Linked DNA regions of Mus musculus: region 2 is linked to region 1. Evidence: chromatin loops called from intact Hi-C (ENCODE). Cell type or tissue: gastrocnemius. All regions are shown on one strand.

Evidence for each region. Hi-C counts contacts between places; a loop is a spot of excess contacts. Peaks named below come from ENCODE experiments on the same cell type or tissue, not always from the same donor. Only the 100,000 strongest peaks of a DNase experiment are listed, where the experiment ranks them.
Region 2: it touches region 1 in a loop (5-fold over the local background); 28 of 42 quality-filtered maps call a loop at or near these places.

The regions. Positions count from the first base shown.
Region 1 is chr1:106,392,035-106,400,034 of GRCm38, forward strand. It overlaps Phlpp1 (PH domain and leucine rich repeat protein phosphatase 1), which reads left to right. Exons shown (of 17, transcript NM_133821.3): 17 at 95-2,211. The coding sequence ends at 1,306. Among named protein-coding and RNA genes, the nearest start is that of Gm41928, 130 kb to the right of the region's middle. In gastrocnemius, a CTCF peak has its summit at 3,691 (motif pointing left); a DNase peak (open chromatin) is centred at 3,644.
Region 2 is chr1:105,886,575-105,894,574 of GRCm38, forward strand. No RefSeq gene overlaps it. Among named protein-coding and RNA genes, the nearest start is that of Gm41926, 27 kb to the left of the region's middle. In gastrocnemius, a CTCF peak has its summit at 4,667 (motif pointing right); a DNase peak (open chromatin) is centred at 4,658; H3K4me3 peaks cover 247 bases; H3K27ac peaks cover 1,269 bases.

The DNA of each region.
Region 1 (8,000 bases):
ACCGTCCTGTGACCCAGTCAGTGGCCCAGAGGGAGGCTGCTCAGTAACCACATGTGCTCTGTGCTCACTGTCTCTTTGGAAATTTTTCTTCTAGGATGGCAAGGTCAATGGAGTGACAGAGTCCACGCGCATCCTGGGCTACACCTTCCTCCATCCCAGTGTGGTGCCTCGCCCCCATGTGCAGTCGGTGCTTCTGACTCCACAGGATGAGTTTTTCATCCTGGGCAGCAAAGGGCTGTGGGACAGCCTATCCATTGACGAGGCTGTGGAAGCTGTACGCAATGTGCCAGATGCTCTGGCTGCTGCTAAGAAGCTCTGCACCCTGGCTCAGAGCTATGGCTGCCATGACAGCATCAGTGCTGTGGTGGTACAGCTAAGTGTCACCGAAGACAGCTTCTGCTGCTGTGAGCTCAGTGCTGGAGGGAGCATGCCACCACCCAGCCCCGGAATCTTCCCACCATCCGTCAACATGGTCATCAAGGACCGACCCTCAGATGGGCTGGGTGTGCCATCCTCCAGCAGTGGCATGGCATCTGAGATCAGCAGTGAACTGTCTACCTCCGAGATGAGTAGTGAGGTGGGCTCCACAGCCTCTGATGAGCCCCCGTCTGGAGTCCTGAATGAGAGCAGCCCTGCCTACCCCAACGAGCAGCGCTGCATGCTCCACCCTGTCTGCCTGTCTAACTCCTTCCAACGTCAGCTGTCCAGCGCTACTTTCTCCAGCGCGTTCTCTGACAACGGCCTTGACAGTGACGATGAAGAACCCATTGAGGGGGTGTTCAGCAACGGCAGCCGGGTTGAGGTGGAAGTAGACATCCACTGCAGCAGGGCCAAGGAAAAGGAGAGACAGCAGCACCTACTTCAGGTGCCAGCTGAGGCCAGTGATGAGGGCATTGTCATCAGTGCCAATGAGGATGAGTCAGGTCTGTCCAAGAAGGCAGACTTTTCTGCTGTGGGAACCATTGGACGACGCAGGGCTAATGGCTCTGTAGCTCCCCAGGAAAGGAGCCATAATGTGATAGAGGTTGCTGCAGATGCGCCTCTCCGGAAGCCAGGAGGCTATTTTGCAGCCCCTGCTCAGCCAGATCCAGATGATCAGTTTATCATCCCCCCAGAGCTGGAAGAGGAAGTCAAAGAAATCATGAAACATCACCAGGAGCAGCAGCAGCAGCAGCAGCAGCAGCAGCTGCCACCACCACCCCAGCCGCCACAGCCACAGCCACAGCCACAGCCACAGCCACAGCCACAGCCACAGCGGCACTTCCAAATGGATCACCTGCCAGACTGTTACGATACACCGCTATGACCCAGCCTGAGTACTGTTTTAAACAATAAACTAACCAGAGAGACTGAGAGTCTCCCAGGCTCACATTAAACCAGGGGTGTTAACTTCATGCCCTCTCCCAGACACTGCCCCACCTGTCTCTGCAGCTCATCTGTAGGTTCTCTTTGTATTGGTTACTTTTAACAATTAACCACTTTTCTTCTAGTGATACTTTACCAATATGATTTAAATTTGTTAACTTCTTTCCCTAACATATCAACTGTGTAAAGACAAAGAACAAAAGGTTTAATATATTACAGAGAAACAGTTAATGATAATGTAATATTTTTAAAAATGGCTTTTGTTGTTTTGTTTGTTTGGAAGGCAGGGCAAGTTGCCATTGCTAAATGATTTAATAATATTGTAATTGTGTATTTCTTTGTGGGGAAAGCTTTTTTTTGTCTTGAAAATGGTAGACATTTGTAGAATATGGCGACTAACTCCTAGGAGTTGCTTTACTCTGTCAGGTGACTTAAGTCACTGGGAGTCACTAATTTTCTCTGAGAGAACAGTTGATTGAGAAATTTCTATTGTAAATATCTCAGTGTTACATAGTGAAGCTTAAAGTGTTTGTAGTCTTGCATAAGGACACAGCCTAAATAACTGACCCCTTACTCGCTCTGAAGAGCCTCCCTGCCCCACCCCTACGTAGCTCATCTTCAGTGTGGGCCATGTGCAGCGTGTTTCTGTGCAGATAATGTGGCCCTGTTCTCGGGAACCCAGAACCTTTTACAGACATTTTTTAATTGTGTTCCTTCCTGCTGCCACAATCAGCATGACTGTATAGAGTCCCTTATACCATCTACACATCCAGAGTTATATGGAAGCAGAATGCCCAAATGGACATGTCGTAATTTTTGTTATAATAAATATGAAATTTACAAGTACTGAATCTATCTGCTTTTGTCTCAGCATCCAGGTGTGTCTCACAGCCAAACCAGTTTAGGATTAGAAGGAATAGATGGGGGTGAGATTAACCAACATTATGGTTTGGGGTTTGTTTCCTTAATAGTCAAGTTCAGCTGCAGTGAATGAGGTAGTAGAATCGACCTTCTGGTCAACCGCACACACAGCTGTTGTTACCCTTTTCTTTTTATGATTATGCAAGGTAGTCCTCACTGGAAGAGAGGACTGGATGGGGACTGCATAGAGGAGAGCCCTGCAGAGAACCTGCAGACCTCCTACAGAACCAAGATGGGTTTCAGCTCTTCCAGGAGATCACGTGAACAGGTCCATGCACCTTCCATTGTAACTGTCAATTAAGAGCTGTATGTGGAAGGCAGGTGGCATCCCTGTTGTCTCCCTTCAGGTGTGCCCTCAGTAGTACTTGGCCAGCCCAGACTAATGGCCGAGCCCACAGAAGAAGAGGTAGCTCACTCCAGCACAGCACTGGACCCAGTAGCTGAAGAAACTGTGTTTCCCAAGTGTGGAAGAGGCCTTGTGCCTTCAACTGGAAGTCGAGTCATCCCAGGGGATGATCCTGCCTGACTCTCTAGCCCTTCCCTCCCTTACTGTGCATCATACCATGTGGGGCATAGGTCACATAGAAACCACACAACTTCCTAGTGCTCCCCAGTGCCTTATTTCCTGTCCAGCTTCCAAGTCATCAGTGCTTAAATCCCAACTCTGGGTAGAGTTCATCTTTGTGGAGGAGGCCTAGAGCACACAGTGTGACTCTTTCAGAGGGGTCAGAACCTGTGGAGGCTGGTGAACAGAGTCAGTACTTGTAGACTCCATGACAGCATCTGAGGCGGCTACACAGCAGAACCAGCAGACGTGGGAGAGAGCAGCAGGTTAGATGCTGTGTTTGTGCATCCACAGTCCTCTGGCATTTACATCTCTGTCCGTTCTGTCATTGAGACATTGTGCACATCACACGCGTGGAACTGTGGAGAGAGAAGTTCTTTTGGGGGACTTGGCAGTACATAGTACTGTAGAGGAGAAACTTTTATGTTGCATCCATGTGAAGGGACTAAAGAGGCACAGACATACTGGGAAGTCTCCATGCTCTTATGTAGGAGCCTCCGCAGTTATTTCCTAAGGTGAATTTATTCACTTCTGTTTACCAAGATACACTCTAATAGTGTATGTGAAGGTGCTTATAAATCTGAAGTGGATTTTGAGCTTTAAGTATTTTATTAATACTTGAAGACCCCTAAAGCCATGATGTCTGCACAGGAGAAAGGGTTGCCCTGAGGCTGATGACCTTGCTGGGGCCAGGACACCAGTTCCTGTCAGATCAGCCACCTACTAGCAGATACAGGCAGCCTCCAGGCTTCCTGCCCTTACCCATCAGGCCAATCTCTGGCCAGGGCCAGACTAGTGTGGCTGCTTTCTTTTGATTGCTTTTGTTATAGCACCACCTACTGGTGAGTAGTTTGGGGGCCAGGCCACCGACTCCATTTGGACTGAAGAAACTGTTTAGCAGTTTTCTTCATGGAATAGAAAGTAATCCTCACCACTAATTAAGTGTGGCAGAGATGCTGCATTAAATCCTAGCGTCTGTTGTACCTTGTACCAGTCTCTGCTTTACAATGTGGTATCATTGGTGACTACTTGGTTCCTATAATAGGAAATTTAAATAACATGCGACCAGAATTATAATCGATCCAGCATTTGTCTACCCTTGCCTTCCCTGGGGTTAGAAAACAAGGGAAAACAGAGAGCATTAATGGTATGCATGCAGTCTTACAGAGTAGATATGTGATGTCACTACTGGCTGTAACTAAGGGAGGGGGGAAAAAAGAAAAAAAAGCCCCATTGGCGTAATGTTGACTCTCATCAAAGGGTCTTGAGTCCTTCCCTGGTGCTAAGCAGAATAATCGCTGAAAAGTGGGGTTATATTATCTGTAACTGCCTCCCGAGTGACAGATCGGAAACTCACTAACGCCTTCCATGTAAGTTGTCACTATTCCAGCACAGAACTAGGCTGCTCAGAAATCCGGGAGCACGGCACAAATGCTTCAAGTGGCGAGTGGAAGAGAAGACTCACTTCTCTTGTGGGGGAGCAGACTCACTGTCGCTGGGGGAGCTCCCAATATCTGTCATTAAATACTACTAGTTTCTCTCTTTCAGTTCATCTCCGAAATTCCCATGTTGTGCAAATGACTCTAGGCCAACTGCTTTCGTCATTGTCATTGATCTGGCCTGTGCTGATATGGATCCCCATGTCTGATATATATGTGTTTGAAAATGTAAATGGCTCTAAAGCATCTGTGATAGCTTTGATTTGTTTTTTCTTATCCTAACCCCTACCTGCTATATCAATTGGATCAAAGTTCACACTAAACCTTGCTCAGGTAAAGGAAGGTAAGAGCCCTTCCAGGACCTCCATCTGATTTGCATGTTCACTCATCCTTAATCAACAATCCATGGCCATCTCAAAACCAGCACAGGACCTGAGGGGCCTGGCTGGGGTATGATCTTGAGACGCTTTGAGGGTCTAAGCCAGCGCCGTGTTGATACTAGATATACATAAATGTCTGAAAGCAGAATGCTCTCCCCTCAAAATGCCCCTCTTCCCTTCTTGAAGACATTGAACACATCAGGAAGAAATGGGCAAATGGCCCTTAAGCCCTGTTTTTTACTGTTCTGTTTCCTGGCCTCAATGTACATATAAATAATATGTATTGCATTTGTTGGCCTTTGGTTCATTTTGCTCAAAGAACACAAACAGAATGCTTCAAGAAAGGTCTCCCTCCTGCTTAAGCTGGAGCCTCACTTATTCTGATTCTCTAAGGACAGAAAGATCTTCTATCATCATGCTGAAATCTTTCACTTTCTGCTCTTCTGCCTTGTTCCAGTGAACTTGGACTTTCCTCTAACGAGTAGTCCTGTCTGTTTAAAGGGCATCAAAATGGCAATTGGGACTTTTTTCAGTGTTCCATGTCCAGTTCTTGAATGCACCAATACTTACTTCCAAGTCTTCTTAAGACTGCCTCCCAAATAATGCCTGGGTATGCTGGAACCAGCTCGGGATTAAGAGTTGTATTTAAGCTAGGACTAAGCCAAGCAATATTTTTATTTGGCTCCTGATCTACCATACTTTCGATGACTACCTATAGAATGCCTCAGCAGGCTATAAGTATCTCATTGTAAGATGATCCATAACTCCCAGGAGCCGCATCGTGTACTGGACCTGCCACCTATCACAGGTAAATACATACATTCCTTTTCTATGATAATGTCACCTGCATGTCATTCTCACCTTTGAGCCCTCCAGTTATCAGTTGAAATTCTGTGGGAGTCTCTGTGACCACCAGGACTGGCAGAGTACCCATCTGCTAGAAGCAAGAAGGAATCCGGTTCAGTATGACTTAGATGGTGCTGGCCCCAACCTCTAGAGTGTGACCCTGAGCAGTTGATTGCCAGCATATTCAAGCACAGAATAATTTGGAAAAAAAAAAAACAATTTCTGGTGTAATACAGTCTCATGAGCACAAGGAAACTCAACTCAAATCCATGCCACATCTTCCAAGAAGATGGGTTCTAGAGATAGGCTACATGTATTATCTTAAAGGCCTAGCAAAGGATCTGATATGGTCTCAGTCGTACAGATAGTGTAGATGTCATTTCTGCTGTTAGCTACCTCTGGTCCTGGTTGTGAAAACTTAAGAGCACCCCTGGCAATACAAATAATGCAGAGGCCATTTACTACTAAGCACCTCCAGACCTGCACATGATAGATAATACAGATCACCAGGCTATTGAGCAATCAATCACCTTCATTCCCAGCCTTCTGGGTAGAAAACAGGTTATACATATTTTTTCCTTGAAAAGACAGCCCTGTGTATTTAACATTCCTGGTTTCCCTAGAGCTATTTGTACACACAGGAACCTCACAACAAAAATCCATCTTTGTATTCTTCAGATTACAATGGGCAGGGGTTCGGCATGTTCTTTCTGGCTTCCTTCCGCATAACTAGGGACAAGATGGAATGTTAGGAAAGCAAAGAAAGTGATGTAAGCGGCAAATCTGCTGATGTGGACCAGAGAGCTCTCTTCTGCCTCTCTAGTCTCAGCATCCCATGACATGACATCAAGCTCACCTGGTTCCTCTTTGCAGGCAGAATGCAAGCTGAGTATTCTGTAGGGTAGTATTGTTGTTTCATAAACACTTTCCTAATTTCTATAACCAAACCCATACAGATATTGCCCTACATATTTAATAGTGTTACCCTTACAAATGGAAAACAGTTGAGTTTGATATTTCTTGATCAATATTGCTGTTCTTTTCTGCACAGTGATAACTGAATATTTTCTGCACAGTGATAACTGAATACAGTTAACTGGGATGCTTTTTTTTTTCTAAAACAGAGTACAGCTAAAGTTTCAAAAAATTCAAAGTGTGTGTGTTTGTGCATCTGTGCTTTATGCTGCTGGTGTGTGTGTATGTGTGTGTGTATGTGTGTGTGTTTCATGCTGTGTGTGTATGTCTATGCATCTTTTTGCTTCATCTGGCTGGTGTATAGGAATGGGGTTTTAGCCTAATGGGATGGGGGGTGGTTGTTTTGTTCTTCTGAAGGTCTTAGGATCAAGGCTCCTTAGCCTTCCTCATAAGCTGAGCATCTCCCTAAGTCCACTGGGCACTCACTCTGTAGAAATGGTGGAGAGGTGGAGTGCCTGAGATGAGCCCCCAAGGGCAAACACTGGAACACATTTAATGATGATTATCTGGAGAGACATGTGTGTCCATAGGTGCATTCACACTTGGAGTGAAAACACTCGGTCAGTGAAGACCTTGGACTTGACCCAGACAGAGACTGCAAGCTGCCCAAAGCTCATCCCACAGCAGGACCACTAAAAATGCTTCTGCCTGATATCCCTGCCCTGGGGACCACACTGTGCTGTGAGGGATAAGAATGACTTCTCCCTCTGGGGAAGGAACAGATGTCATACTCTGCTGCCCAGATGACCTCCCTCCTGCATGAAGAGCCCTTAACTACACTGTGTCCACCTCCAGTTCTGCCAGCAGCACCAACCAGAAAGGACAGAAGAGCAGGCAGAACTCCTGTACTCAGAGCTCACATGGATCTGAATTCTTAGAACACAGAAGGCTGGAAGTGCCAGGCTGTTCTGCACAGCAAACACCCAGTGAGCCATTTCACAGCTGTTCCCAAATAGGTGGGTTCTGATTCTGCTTACCTTTCCGTGTCAGGCCCTTGAAGAAAGTGGATACAGCAGTTCCCACTGCTACTCTCTAGCATGCCTCGCACCCTGCCCTTCTATTTGCGTGACCTCGATACTCTCCATTTACCCCAAAATGTCCTCAGCCTCAATGTCCCTCAAGCTGTCCACTAAGGTAGGCCATGTTCTTCCTTGGCCAGAGTGAAAGTTTGTGTTACTGGGGAAATCCCTACGGTGACAGTAACACTGCACCCCTGCAACCTCCTTGGCCCCACTGACAGGGGCTCCTTGTTGCTTTACCCATGGTCCTATGCACCCCAAGGGCTCCAGAGGCTCATCCTGCAGATATGTGTGTTCCCCAGCATCTGTACCTCCACTTGAGGTGCTTGGAGCAGGTCCTCGGTGTGTCTGAGGGCTGCTTGGCCACTTTTAAACCTGACCTAGATGTCTTTTCCCATTCTGCACAAGTTCTAAACCTCTCTGGGCCTCCAGCCCTTGCTCAGACATGGTCTGGGCTTCTCTAAGGAAGCTGAAAGGAGACACCTAAGTT
Region 2 (8,000 bases), 510 kb before region 1:
GCCCCAAGCTCCTGGTATTCTGTCTGGACTCCACCCCCACAGTTACCTGGCAACAGCTAGGTATGCCCAGCCCACTATAAAAGGAGCTGCTTACCCCTCCTTATTCTCCTGCTCTTACTCTCTTGCTCCCTGGCTCCCCCCCTCTCTGCCTTCCCTTCTCCCCTCTCTCCACACGGCCATGACCAGTCTCTACTTCTCTACTTTTCTCCCCCTCTCTGCCTTTCTACAACAAATGCCTTAAAACCATGGACTGCCTCTTCTCATGGGGACCTGCCATGGAAGAGCAACGGAGCAGGTCTTCCTAGCTGCCTCTAACCTTTCACCCAGAGGCCTCCCTGCGTTCCCACCAACCCAAGCCGCCTGCCAGGCAAGACAAGGACTTCATCCCCACGACCCCTCCTTCCCCCACCCCCCCACCCCCGCCTTTCCCCCTTCCCTAACCTGCCAGAGTTCTCTCCTCCTACGTTTTTCCCCTCAGCCCTAGGCCAGAGTTCACCCGTAGGTCCCCACTCTGTTCTCAGCTCTTCTGAGACATCAGTGGCGACTGCGATGTCCAAGATTGAAAACCTAATGTCCCTGTCCTCCATGCAGCCCAGGGACTCCAGACCCAGCTTTTCCGCAGTGCCCAATGTTGTCTATAGTGCCTGAGAGTCTGAGTCCGACTCCTGCAGGTCCTCGAGAACCTATGCCTTCCCCACCTCCAAAGCGGGGTCTCGTGGCTTCTCACAGCCTGACGCCCACCCAGCAGTGGCATCTACGCAGTCAAACTCCTAGTGTCCACCTCACCCAGAGGCCTGAGCCCTGGGCTGAATGCGGGACCCCATAAGTCGAGAGGAGAGCTGAGGGTGCTTGATGTGCAAGCACGAAGATCTGAGCTCAAATCTTCAGGACCAGGTAGATATCTGAGGGTTAGGCAGAAGGGACGAGGGCTGGAGACAGGAAGATTGTTGGGTCTTGCCAGTTGCCAGCTTGCTAACAGTGATCAGGGTCTAAGCCAGGTATTTCCAGGGTTTGCGCTGCTTATCCTAAAAACTGAAAAGAAGAGTTCGCACATATTTGCAAAAGAAGCAAGATGATTTTCTTTGGAGCAAGTTGATAGTACAGAGCATAGAGGGACACACTGTTGAAAAGACCAGTAGTGGGTGACATGAATGAGGGCACTCATGGTCCATTAATATCCAGGGATTTTTTTCTGAAAAGGGTTCAGGGCAAGTTTGGTTACTTAAGGACATAGATTGGATGGTTCTCTGTTTTGATTGATAGATAAGATCACATATTCATTTTTCCTGCTGCACATGTCCCTTCCCAGATACATCTGATTTTAATCATATGTGTGAGGAGCGGGTGTGGCAGCAGTCCCAAGAAGGCGCCAGGGACTGCAGCTAAGTCTTATGACTTGCACCTGACTTCTTCATACACCTGAAAATAAGCCACAACCATCACGAGAGCTGCACAGGTGCACCAGGATACTGGCGAATCCATTTTGATGGAGACATGCCCCTGCTGCCCTGATTAGCTGAAGCTGCGTGTCTGGTGAGGTGACGTGGCCTGCCGTGAGTGGATGAGGGCTGAGAGTATATAAGAGTGAGAGGCCCGGGTCAGAGAGAGAGAAAGATGGAGAGAGAAAGTTGAAGCGAGAGAGATGAAGACTGAAGTTTGCTGAATAAACTGCTGTTAGAAGGACTGGTGGTCATGTCGTTCTTGCTGGTCGAGAGCGGACGAGACACATATGCATGCCCCATTATGCATAGGCATAGGAGAGTAAACAGAGGATTGTGCCTAAAGTTTACTAGAGGACGCTCCAAAAACACTTCAGGCTAGTTGGACCCTTTTATTTTTCATATCCTCATTCAATGGAAATACACTTAAGCTGAAACTTAACTGGACTGTTACTAGGGGTAAGAAAAATTATATGTAAGAGTATATGTAGCCTGGTACAGGTAGGGGCTTGAGGTTGCTGGGTGTACTGCTTGGAGGGTGTGTGTGTGCACAGTGCCTGCAGGTGAAGGAACCAGGTTGCCAAGTGCATTAACACAAGAGGAAGTGTATGTGTAGAACCAAGTTTCAATGGGGTCTCAAGCTTCAACGATCTCCTATGCCTGCCTCAAACCCAGGTACAGGTTCAGTGAGAGGCAGTGCTGCAAGAGAATATGACGCCTGCATGTACATGTTCAATACACACACTGTACATACAGAGAACATTGGATTGGTGAGAGTCACTGAGGAAATCATTAATAAATACATTTTATGAGCTTTAGAATCATATATGTGATTTGAAATCCCAACTCTGTTACTAGCAAGCTATGCAACTAGACACAAGATGCCTAGTTACCCACGTGCTGTGTAAAATGGGGATAATGATTCTATTATGCTTATTTCAGGGATTAAACGAAATAATGCATACAAGCCAGTCTGCAAAGTAGCTGCAGCATAAGTTATCAACAAGCAGCACTAGATGTTTGTGCTGCTGCTTGCAGGAAGGAGTGTGGTGTTTCCTTAAGGAGCACCAACTGTTGTGCGCTGGCTTAAGTTTTCAATAGCCAAGCACAGTGCATAAGGAGTCACAGTGCATAAGAATGCCATGTGCCTTAGAATGGGTTCTACTGAATGATCTATTGAATAGATACGTGTCAGGAAAGGAGAGTCCTGGACAACAGGTCTCAGAGAAAAGTGTATTGGTTTCTAGCAGGATCTGTGTCTGGGGAGACACAGGTTATATTATAGCAGGTCATAGCTGTTCCTTTTATGCCTGCTAAACAGAACAGAACAGGTAAAAAGCTAATGACATATAAATCTAAAGGTGTTTCCAACAAGTAGCAGGCCCAGACAGCCTTTGTGAGGACGAACGCATCTCTTTGGGGAGCTGGAGAGGTTGCTGAGTGGTTAAAAGAGCATATTGTTCTTACAGAGGACCTGAGTTTGGTTCCCAGCAACCATGTCAGGCAGCTCACAACTGGACTCTATCGACAGGGAATCTGACAGCCTCTTTTGGATCTTGTGGGCACCTGCACTCATGTGCATATTCCAACATACTGGCGTGCACATATGTATGTGATTTAAAAATAAATCAATTGTAAAGATCAGAGCAACAGAGCGAGACATTGTGCTCTCCTCTGGTGTGTGCCTGTCACTCACCGTGGTTCATGAAATGGGAATGTGAGAACATGCACCGTAGTGGGTTAGAACCTGTGGCTTGTATCTTCCTATTTCTTATGGACAGATGTATTAATCTGACCTTCAGTTCTTCTGAAGGAAATGGAGCTTTTCCATTGTACAACCAAGATGTAAGTTAAGGTGAGGTCATGCGGGAGGTCGGTGTAGCCCAATGCAATATGAGTGGTCCTAAAAGAAGAGTGGAAGGGACACATGTCATGTAAAGATGGACAGGCACAGAGGGAAGATGGTGAGGGGACACACTAAGGATGCCACACAACCTTAGGATCGCAGTGACCTGTGCACAAGCAGAGGAGTTAGAGAGAGCACCACTCACACAGCAACAAGGAGACAGACACAGAACACTCTCTCTAGAAACAGAGCAGCCACAATGGCACCTTCACCTCAGACTCTGGCTGCCTGTGTCAGGCTGCCAGCTGATACCACAGGACACAGCAGCTGTAGGCAAGTGTACTCTATTCCAAGAAGAGAAAAATTCCTACAGAGCTGAGTGGTGAATGTTGATCAGAGAGGGTTTTTGTTTTTCATTTTGTTTTGCACATGATTGTGTCATATATGTGTGTGTGTGTGGTATGTATGTGTGCTCCTGTCCACATGTGTGTGGGTGCTCGTGTGTGCGCATGCAATCATACATGGAAAGGCCAGAGGTTAACAGTCAGCTGTCTTCCTCACTACACCTTACCTATTAAGTAAGGCATGGTCTCTCATTTGAAGAGTTTGACAGCTCTGGGAGCCTAGCTAGGCAACTTGTTCTGGAGGTTGGGTCTCCAGTCTCCACCCACTACAGACTGGACTGCTACCCCAGGCAGAAATTACATGGGTGCTAAGGATCCCAAGTCACTTGAAAGGCAAGCACCTGAGCCACTGAGCCATCTCCCCAGCCTGCTGAGTTCTTGGTATCTGACATTCTAACCTTATGAAATTACAGAACTACAGCAAGTTGCCTCTTAACAGGAGGGTCTGGAGGCTGGAGGCCGTTCCTGCTGTACTGAACAGCTGTTAAAGTGGGAAACTCAGAGGTCCTGTGCAATGCTGACCTCACCAGAGTGGAGAAAGAGTGAGGATGCTCCTCTCTGATTGGATGAGAGTGTTTCTAAGACCTTCTGTGACAGGACATCTGTCTTCTACTTGCTTGAGGACATTTATGAATCTGGCAGTGCCTAATCAAACTGATAGAAACTTCCAGGCACTTCCCTTCCCAGGCAGCTAGAGTATATTCTCTCTCTCTCTCTCTCTCTCTCTCTCTCTCTCTCTCTCTCTCTCTCTCTCTCTCCTTCCCTCCCCTCCCCTCCCCCTCCCCTTTTCTCCCCTCCCCCTCTCCATCTCTTCCCCTTCTTCTTTGAAGAGTATGAGCATCAAGTTCCAGGGCTTTGAAATACCCTTGCTCATTTAGCGTGCACAGTCTTGCAGCCGGTGACCAGTATCTTCCTGATGGCAGAGGGCTCCCAAACAGCAAATCGCTTGTATGCAAGAACAGTTCCACCAGGTGGCGCCCCGTCAAAGGTTAGGCCAGGGGCCCTTGAACTTCACTCTTGCTATCTGAAAATAATCTCAACAAAATCCCAGAGCCAGTGACGCTTCTAGAGGTTGAGTTAGAAGACGTCGCTTGCCCTTCTCGTACGACCTAGTCGCCAAGGAGGCAGAACTTTCTACCGCTTTCCTCATTAAGAGCCTCATCTAGGATCAAATTCCCTCATCAGGCAACAAGTGAGAATGTTCATCCAAGCTCTTGTAGCCAAGGGATGACATAGAAGGTGGCTGTCAGTTGGGTTGGCCTGTCACTCTGGCAGGAATGGTGATCACGGGGATGCCATCACAGCACCTTATCTGATGCCACCCGAAACTGGCCAGACACAGAGAACACTCTGTGCTCATTACACCCTTGGAATACTCAGAAAGCAGCCAGCCCCCAAAAGGAGGATAGCTTTTTATATTTTTATACCATGACAGAAAAAAAGCGCATTTCCAGTTGAACCTCAAATACTCAAGACAGAAGAAGGAACCGAAGTCTGTCAAAATCTTTGTAGATGTGAACCAACTACAGGAAAGCAAGACAAGCCGCCAAGAAGCTTGGCCCGAGCCTGGGGACTGAATAGCAATGAAACAAATGTGGCTCTCCTGGCTGCTGATTCTGTGTATGTTAAAGCAGACTTGACCAAAAAGTTTGCCTTTTCTCAGTGACAAAGTTTCTTTGTACAATGGTTTGGTGAGCATCTTTTGTCATAAATTGAAAAAAAAAAAAGTTCTTTCTTTACTGTTCAGGATTAAAGCTTGTAGACTAAATATAAAGTTTCTTAGCAAAGGATAAAACACATAATCGATCTAAAATCAATAACCCTTCCTCCTCTTCTTGCTGACATTCAAAAGGGTTTGTGGGATGTTCTTAGAGATACCGACATAATTATCACACATTCTGTTCAAAATCAAAGCAAAATGCTGGTTTATGAGTGATGGAGAAGAGATCCAGGCTCTGTGCTGTTTCCCAGTGTACCTGCTAAGTGATCACAAAGATACGGTTTAAAAATGACAAAGTGTCCCACAGGGCTGCATCCTCAAACTGGCAGCGTCCTTCAGTCCTTCCAAGGCAGCTGCCGTCTCTGGTCCTTCCCAGGAACACTGTGAAACAGGACACTCTGACCTCAGGGGCCTTCGGTTTCCCTGTGTCCTATTCTCTTCTTTGCCATTGAAATCGCAGGCCCTCAGCTTCTTTTCTTTGCTTGTTGCCTTTATCAAAACTTCATCTCAGGGGGAAGAATTACCAGCAATTTTAAGATAATGGAATTCAGCACTCTCTTGCTTCCCCTCCTTCTATACTTTCACAAGTGTCTTCTTTGCTTGTTCATCACCAAGAAGGTCTTGAAAGCCTCGTGAGATGCAGGGATCTTCAGCTGCCCCTGAACTCAGTTCAAAAGACAGGCCTGCCTTGTTCTATTCCAAAGATCAGCACAGGGAATCCCATCCCTGGGTGTCCTGGGAGTCCTGGGAGTGATCCAGTCAACTCACAAATGTCACCCTGGTTAGAAACACTCAAAGCCGCACCTCCAGGAGGAGAGTCAGGGGTCACCATTTTCTGCTTTATGTCTCTTGAAGCCCAGAGTTTTGGGATAAAGACATTGTTTTCTTGACAACATGGCCATGAGAGTCATGGCAGAGAGCAACTCTCCAGGACTATGTACGCAATGACCAGCAGCACATGTGCATACACAGACTCGGCATCATACATGACCATGATAAGCCGTGATCGCTTGGGATGCGCTGGAACTCCTGTAACCTAACTCAGAAAGCCAGCGATAATCCTTTTCAGTCCAGGGTTGGAGCTTGGTAATCTGCCTGTGTTCTTGCTTCTTGCCAGGAGAAAACTCAATGATGTCCGGGAGATAATGAAACCTATCGGTCCATTCAGAACACTCACCGTGATGCTTTCTGCTTAAAATTGCAAGACGGCAGAAGCCAATGACTAAGGATGGGGAGGAAAAAGCAGACGAAAATAAAGATGCACAGATGACCCCCAATATTGGACTGATCAGGCATGAACACGAAAGTAGATTTCCAATGGAAACTTACACCCAGAAAACTATATTCTATGGTATTTTTAAATACAAAGTATAATATTAGAACAACAAAAACAAACAAACAAACAAAATCAAAAAACTAAAGGTAAGAACTTTGGAGCTATTGAGATGGTTCATTGGGTAATCATCGGGCAAAGGAGCTTGCTACCAAACTTAATGACCTGTCTTTAATCCCTGGAGCCCATGTAAAGGTGAAAGGACAGAATGGACTCCATAAAGTTGCCCTTTGACCTCCACAAGCATGCTATGGCATGTGCCCAGTGCCCTCTAACATGTCCTGAGTACACACAATAGTAAATGAATACTTTTTTTTTTTAAATTCAAAAAATGTAAGCATTCTCAACTGTAAAGTGGCAGTGGTAATGTACTTTGGGGATACGCTGGGGCTTCAGATCAGAGACTCCATCGTTCGAACACATGCCCGGAGCACAGTAGGAAGTGTTTCTCCTACTATAACCCTCACTAAATAGGGTGGTACTAATTAAGAGTTTAATGGAAAGAAATTAAAAAAGAGTAGACAAAGAAGAGCATCTGTGAAGTGAAAAGTGCTGTCAAAGTAGAGACATCAGTCGGGAAACATATTGATAAATGATAAGCACACCTGCACATATGGTGCACGCAAGCATGTCCAGCACGTGTAACTGGAGCTCCAGAAAGTCAGAAAACCAAGCACATGAGAAACTGAGTGTGATGCCAGCTGACACAGTACTGAATTAAGTCCTCAGTTTAAGGATTCTTAAAACCGTAAAGTGTCAGAGAGATACAGCACATCTAGGCAAGCATGCCCTAGTCAGGTGGGTTAGAAAGGAAACCTTGCAAGCAGCCAACTGGAAAAGATTCCTTACCTCCAAAGAAGTGACAGGAAAACTAACAGTTAACCTCCTAGCAGTGATGAAAAAATGGAGGAGCATACTTTACACACTAAGCAGCAACAACAACAACAGAGTTGATGATGTTGATGACGACGACGAAGGCAAAGACAAAGACAACAGAACGTCTATAATTCTGCATCTGGGGGAAGAATCCTTTAAAACAGAAGGAAAATACATTCCAGAAAAGCACAAGATAATTTCTCATCTGCATAGCTGTACTAAAATAAATACTTCAGATACTCTGTGAAAAAAATGAAGAAAGGCAAGAAGCAACATGTGACCTGGGGGCAGTGGGAACCAAGCAGTAAGGCGCCTGGCCCTATGTAGCTTCCACTGTCAAACAACAATAACAACAACAAGGACCCTAGCTGGTCGTTAAGCT